2 separate regions of the Homo sapiens genome follow, and region 2 is linked to region 1. Evidence: read pairs that join two places in POLR2A ChIA-PET (ENCODE). Cell type or tissue: IMR-90. All regions are shown on one strand. Each heading gives the region's core, and the rest is flanking DNA. Links, peaks and the distances in the headings are about the cores only. Region 1 has its middle 1.9 kb from the start of MYL10. Region 2 has its middle 83 kb from the start of MYL10.

Region 1 (2,905 bases), core at 140-2,639:
GCATCTGCCAGTGCTGTCGGTGTGCTCTTCCGATCCTCTGCTCCTCTTGATGTCCAGCCACCTGTGTGTGTACCCACTGGGGTCTCAGGGTTTTCATAGGCACAGGATGGGCGGGGGGGCGGGGGGCGTGGTGGGCCAGGGTGGTCTTGGAAAATGTGACATTTGGGCATATAAACAGGAGTGCCTGTCCTCACCTAGGTCCGTGGGCACAGGCCCAAGGGTGGAGCCCTTGCCAGGGACCCTGCCTTTCTCCTCTCAGCACTTCCCTGTCCCCCCTCCTGTATCAGTGGCACATGCCTGCAGGCCCAGCTACTTAGGAGGCTGAGGTGGGAGGATCACATGAGCCCAGGAGGTTGAGGCTTCAATGAGCTGTGATTGCACCACTGCACTCCAGCCTGGACAACAGATCAAGGTCTCATTTCTAAAACAAAAAAAAAAAAAAAAAAAAAGAGAGAGAGAGAGGGAGGGCCAGGACAAGAGCCCCTCTTTCTAGTGTTTCCAGAAGGAAGCTTCCAAAAGGTTCTGCTCATCCAAACTCTCCCCTCCTCCTGCTCCCTCCCAGTCATCCCTGACTACAGCTATTTCTGATGTCCCTAAACTCCTGTGACTGAGTGCTCCTCCCAGAGCTGGGGCCAGGTCCAGCCATGATGCTGTGCAGCCCGCTTTCTGCAGCAGGAAACCGTGTGCCTCAGTTTCCCCGACAGGGCTGCTCTCCTGGTGTCCTGGCGTTCCTCTCCGGGGAGAAAAACCACACGTTCCACAGGTGTTCAACAAGCCAGGCGGAAAGGAGAACCCAGCTCTGGGGACGGGAGCCTGGATTCCAGTCCCAGCCGCCTGGACCTGCTACAGAAGGGGGCCTGTGTGACCGCGACAGTGGCTAGGGTGCAGGCTTTCCATGCCCGGTCTGTGAGCCTGGCCCTGGGGCCTCCTGGCTCTGGGCTTACAGAGTGGGTAGCAGACCTATAACTCCTGCTTCCTGCCTCTGGCTTCCTGCTGCCCTGAGGCCTCTGCAAGCAAGGGCTCTTGCCTCCGGGGAGCACGCCCAGGACCGTGGCAGGGGCTCCCAAAGGCCGGGGACAGGCCTGAGCAAGCGGAGAGCCCCCCCGCCTGCCCGGAGGAGGGGAAGCGGCGCTGGTGAATCACACCGGGCTTACAAATTAGTCTGAGTGGATTTCCTCCCCTGGCCTCCTCCTTCATAGGACCGGAGGCAGGAAGAACCGGTGAGAAATCTGGTAGAGACGTGAAAACCCCGGGGTGAGATGGTTGGGAGATGTTTGTTCCTGGGGGGCGGGAAGTGTGAGGGTGCAGTGGCCTTGAGAAGGGGGAGCCGTGAGTTCTGCACCCACAGTGGGACCCTCAGTTTTCCCCATCTGAGAAATGGTGCCAGCAGCCAGGACCCCTTGAGGCTGCCATCGGGAAGCTTAGTGCCATTGGAAGGAGGTGGGCTTTGGGGTCATCGGCCTGGGGTTTGGAGGGCAGAGCCTTCCCCTGTCCCCCTTTCCCCCTGTGTAGATGGAGTCCTTGACAGAACTTGCAGCCTCTCCAAGCTGCAGCCCCCTCACCCAGGTGACACTGCAATGAGTCAGTTGTCGTGGCTGGGTCACACTGTTTGACTCAACTGACCACAGGGCCAGGGCCAGTTCTTGGGGTCAGAGACACTCTGAGAGGTCTCTGCTCCCAGCCAGGGGACCCTGGAGAGTAAGTGTCCTCTGGAACTGGAATTCCAGGTCTGCCTGGGGTTGAGTCAGAGAATACTTAGCACTCTCGGTTTCCAGAGGTAACTGAGGTCCTGGGAGTGGCCAAGCCAGGAAGGGAGCTTGGAACGAGCCCAGCTGCCTGGCAGGGGGACAGCTGTTCCCCAGACAACACTGGAACAAGCCGGGGAGATGCCTTCCCCTTTCAACCCTCACCCCTAACCTCTCACCTATAACTCCTCAGGGTCAGCAGGCTGTCCCTGTCCCCCAGCCCCACAGCCCTTGACCCCTTCCCTGGCCAGCCATCACCCTGACCTTGGCTGTTCTGCAAATTCTTCCCGAAATCTCCTTCCTCCAAGCCTTTGGCCACATTGTATGTTTCCCTACTCATCACAATCAGTCTCCAGCCTGCTTTAGAACACCTCTCGGACGGCCGTGGTGGCTCCCGCCTGTAATCTCAGAACTTTAGGAGGCCAAAGTGGGTGGATCACCTGAGTTCAGGAGGTCAAGACCAGCCTGGACAACACGGCAAAACGCTGTCTCTACTAAAAGTACAAAAATTAGCCAGGCGTGGTGGTGTGCGTCTGTAATCCCAGCTACTCGGGAGGCCGAGGCAGGAGAATCGCTTGAACCTGGGAGGTGGAAGTTGCAGTGAGCTGAGATAGCACCACTGCACTCTAGCCTGGGTAACAGAGTGAGACTGTGTCTCAAAAGAAAACACAAAAAACAAAAAACAACAAAAACAAAAGGAAGCCAACAGTGCTGCCTTCAGTCTGTGGCCGAAGGCCCAAGAGCTCCTGGCAAACCACTGGTTTAAGTTCAAGAGTTCAAAAGCTGAAGAACTTGGAGTCTGATGTTCGAGGGCAGGAAGCTTCCAGCACAGAAGATGAAGGCTGGAAGACTCAGTGAGTCTTCTTATTCCACTTTCTTCTTTCTGCTTTATTCTGGCCTCACTGGCTGATTAGACGCTGCCCACACAGATTAAGGGTGGGTCTGCTTCTCTCAGTCCACCGACTCAAATGTTAATTTCCTCTACCAACACCCTCACAGACATACCCAGAAACAATACTTTGCATCCTTCAATCCAATCAAGTTGATACTTAATATTAGCCATCACACCTACCTACTGAATTTGAGAGCCTAGGCCACTTTCTGACCTTCCCTGAGCAATCCCAGGCTGCCGTAAAAAATGCCTGCAAATTCTTTGACAC
Region 2 (2,905 bases), core at 223-2,722, 82 kb after region 1:
ATAGCCTAGCATGGTGGTACATGCCTGTGGTCCCAGCTACTCAGGAAGCTGAGGTGGGAGGATTGCTTGAGGCCAGTAAGTGGAGGCTGCAATGAGCTATTATTGTGCCACTGCACTCCAGCCTGAGCAACACCGTGAGACCCTGTCTCAAAAAAGAAAAAAAAAATGACTTCCAAAGTGTCAAGGTTATGAAAGAAGAAAGACTGAGGAGCTACCACCAACAGCAGGAGGTGAAGGAGAAATAACAATTACATGCAACGTGGGATCCTGAGAGCAGGATCCTGAGACAGAATAAAGAGAGCCATGAAAAAACCAGTGAAATTCAAATAAACACGCTTTGCAGTTTTCTTAATGGTATTGCACCCACGTTAATCTGCTTCTGATTATTGCACTGTGTTTATATAAGACATTAACTTTAGGGAAAGCTGGGTGTGACCTATACAGAAACTTTATTTGTACAACTTTTCAGTAAATCTAAAATTATTAATAATTTAAAATAAAAAAAGTTTTTTTTTTTAAAAGGACTATATCAGTTATCAGTTGTTCTTAGCCTCAGAGACACATTTGATCACCAAGAGGCCAAGAGAGTTGTGTGTCTTGCTTTTATTTATTTATTTTTTTTAGAGATAGGGTTTTGCTACGTTGCCCAGGCTGGTCTCAAACTCCTGGCCTCAAACCATCCTCCTGCCTCGGCCTCCCAAAGTGCTGGGATTATAGGTGTGAGCCACAGTGCTTGGCCCCCAAGAGAGGTTTTTAATACTGTGTCCTGGCCCCTCCTGGGATCAGTTGAACCAGTATCTTGGGAGAGGCCCAGGCATGGTTAGTTATTAAAAATCCCCAGTCGATGTTCATGGCAGCCCCTGTTGAAGGGTGGGCTATATGTAAATTACTTGGCCCAGAGTAGGCTCTTTTTTTTTTTTTTTTTTTTTTTTTTTTGAGACAGGGTCTAACCCTGTTGCCCAGGCTGGAACACAGCGGTGCAATCTCAGACTCTCTGCAGCCTCAAATTCCTGGACTCAAGCAATCCTCCCACCTCTGCCTCCCGAGTAGCTGGGACTACAGGCATGCAACGTCTCACCTGGCTAATTTTTTTTTTTTTTTTTTGTAGAGATGGAGTTTTGCCATGTTCCCCAGACTGGTCTTGAACTCTTGAGCTCAAGCGATCCACTCACCTCAGCCTCCCAAAGCTACAGGCATGTGCCACCATGGCTGGCCTGGTTCTTCAATAAATGATCATTCCCCAATATAAATGTGTGGGTTCATCACCTGACATCTTCATGCACTCACAGACTACTGAGCACCTACTACGTGCAAGGCACTGTGAGACATAGCAGGGATGCCACGGTGGGCAAGAAAGACAAGGTCCTCATATTCCAGAGCGGGGTGGGGACAAGATAAACAATAAATGCGTGAAATGAACACACATGGGACTTTACAAAAAAAAGGAGACTTTAATGGAAATAAATGGATATGATAGGGAGTAACTGGGGATGGAGGTGCAAGCTCCATTAGATGGAGTAGTTCAGGAGGACATCCTGGAGGAGGTGACATTTTAGCTGACAGTTAAATTGGAATGATGAGAAAGATGGAATCATAAGAAGAGCCAGGGAGAGACTAGATTTTCTGTGCAATGGAAAGACTCCAGTGATCATTGAAGGGATGAAGGGCAAGGCAGGGATGTTCTTTGATCTGATTTTGTTTTTGTTTTTGTTTTTGTTTTTAAGACAGAGTCTCGCTCTGTCACCCAGGCTGGAGTGTAGTGGCGTGATATCAGCTCACTGCAACCTCCACCTGCCGGGTTCAAGTGATTCTCTCACCTCTGCCTCCTGATAGGCTGAGACTACAGGTGACCGCCATCACACCCGGCTAATTTTTGTACTTTTAGTAGAGACAGGGTTTCACCATGTTGGCCAGGCTGGTCTTGAACTCCTTTCCTCAAGTAATCCACCCACCTTGGCCTCCCAAACTGCTGGATTTACAGGTGTGAGCCACCACACCCAGCCTCATATATATATATTTTTTTAATTATTATTTTTTAGAGACAGGGTCTCATGCTGTCATCCAGGCTGGAGTGCAGTGGTACAATCATAGCTCACTTTAGCCTCCAACTCCTGGGCTCAAGTGATCCCCCAACCTCGGCCTCCCAAAGTGCTGGGATTACAGGCACAAGCCACTACACCCGGCCTGATTTAGGATTTTTAAAGATTACTCTGGAAAGCAAAAAGGTTACTCTGGCTGCCAGAGGGAGGCTGATCCATGGGGGATGAGTTAGGAGGCTCTAAGATCTGTATAGGAGAGAGATGATGGTGGCCCAGACCAGAAAGGCGGTGACAGAGGAGGAGTTGAACACATTGAAACTGGCACCCCGTTGAGCTAAGGTTTGGGGTAAGCAGTGCCCTGGCCACCTAGCTCCTCAGCAGAGCAACTGCCCTTTCATTTATAATTATTATTATTATTGAGATGGAGTCTTGCTCTGTCACCCAGGCTGGAGTCCAGTGGTGCAATCTCAGCTCACTGCAACCTCCACCTCCTGGGTTCAAGCGATTCTCCTGCTAAAGCCTCCCAAGTAGCTGAGATTACAGGTGCCCACCACCACACCTGGCTAATTTTATACTTTCGGTAGAGACAGGGTTTCACCATGTTGGCCAGGCTGGTCCTGAACTCCTGGCCTCAAGTGATCTACCCACCTCTGCTTCCCACAGTGCTGGGATAACAGGCATGAGCCACTGTTCCTGGCCAGCAACTGCCCTTTCAAATCCAGCCAGTGCCTACTTGTTAACACCTATCGCATGCCAGTCCCCCAGCCCAGCATCATCATGGCCACAGGCTCCCCTCCTGCAGTCACCCATATGCCTGAACATGTCACATCCTACAGTCACCCTGTAAGCCACATGCTCCCGGAGTC

The links. ChIA-PET counts read pairs that join two places held together with the same protein. Peaks named below come from ENCODE experiments on the same cell type or tissue, not always from the same donor. Only the 100,000 strongest peaks of a DNase experiment are listed, where the experiment ranks them.
Region 2: POLR2A ChIA-PET joins it to region 1 with 14 read pairs; 3 of 35 experiments call an interaction of 5 or more read pairs at or near these places.

Annotation. Positions count from the first base shown.
Region 1 is chr7:101,629,708-101,632,612 of GRCh38, forward strand. No RefSeq gene overlaps it. Among named protein-coding and RNA genes, the nearest start is that of MYL10, 1.9 kb to the left of the region's middle. In IMR-90, for the core only: no CTCF peak of the experiment used is centred there; no DNase peak of the experiment used is centred there.
Region 2 is chr7:101,711,328-101,714,232 of GRCh38, forward strand. No RefSeq gene overlaps it. Among named protein-coding and RNA genes, the nearest start is that of MYL10, 83 kb to the left of the region's middle. In IMR-90, for the core only: no CTCF peak of the experiment used is centred there; no DNase peak of the experiment used is centred there.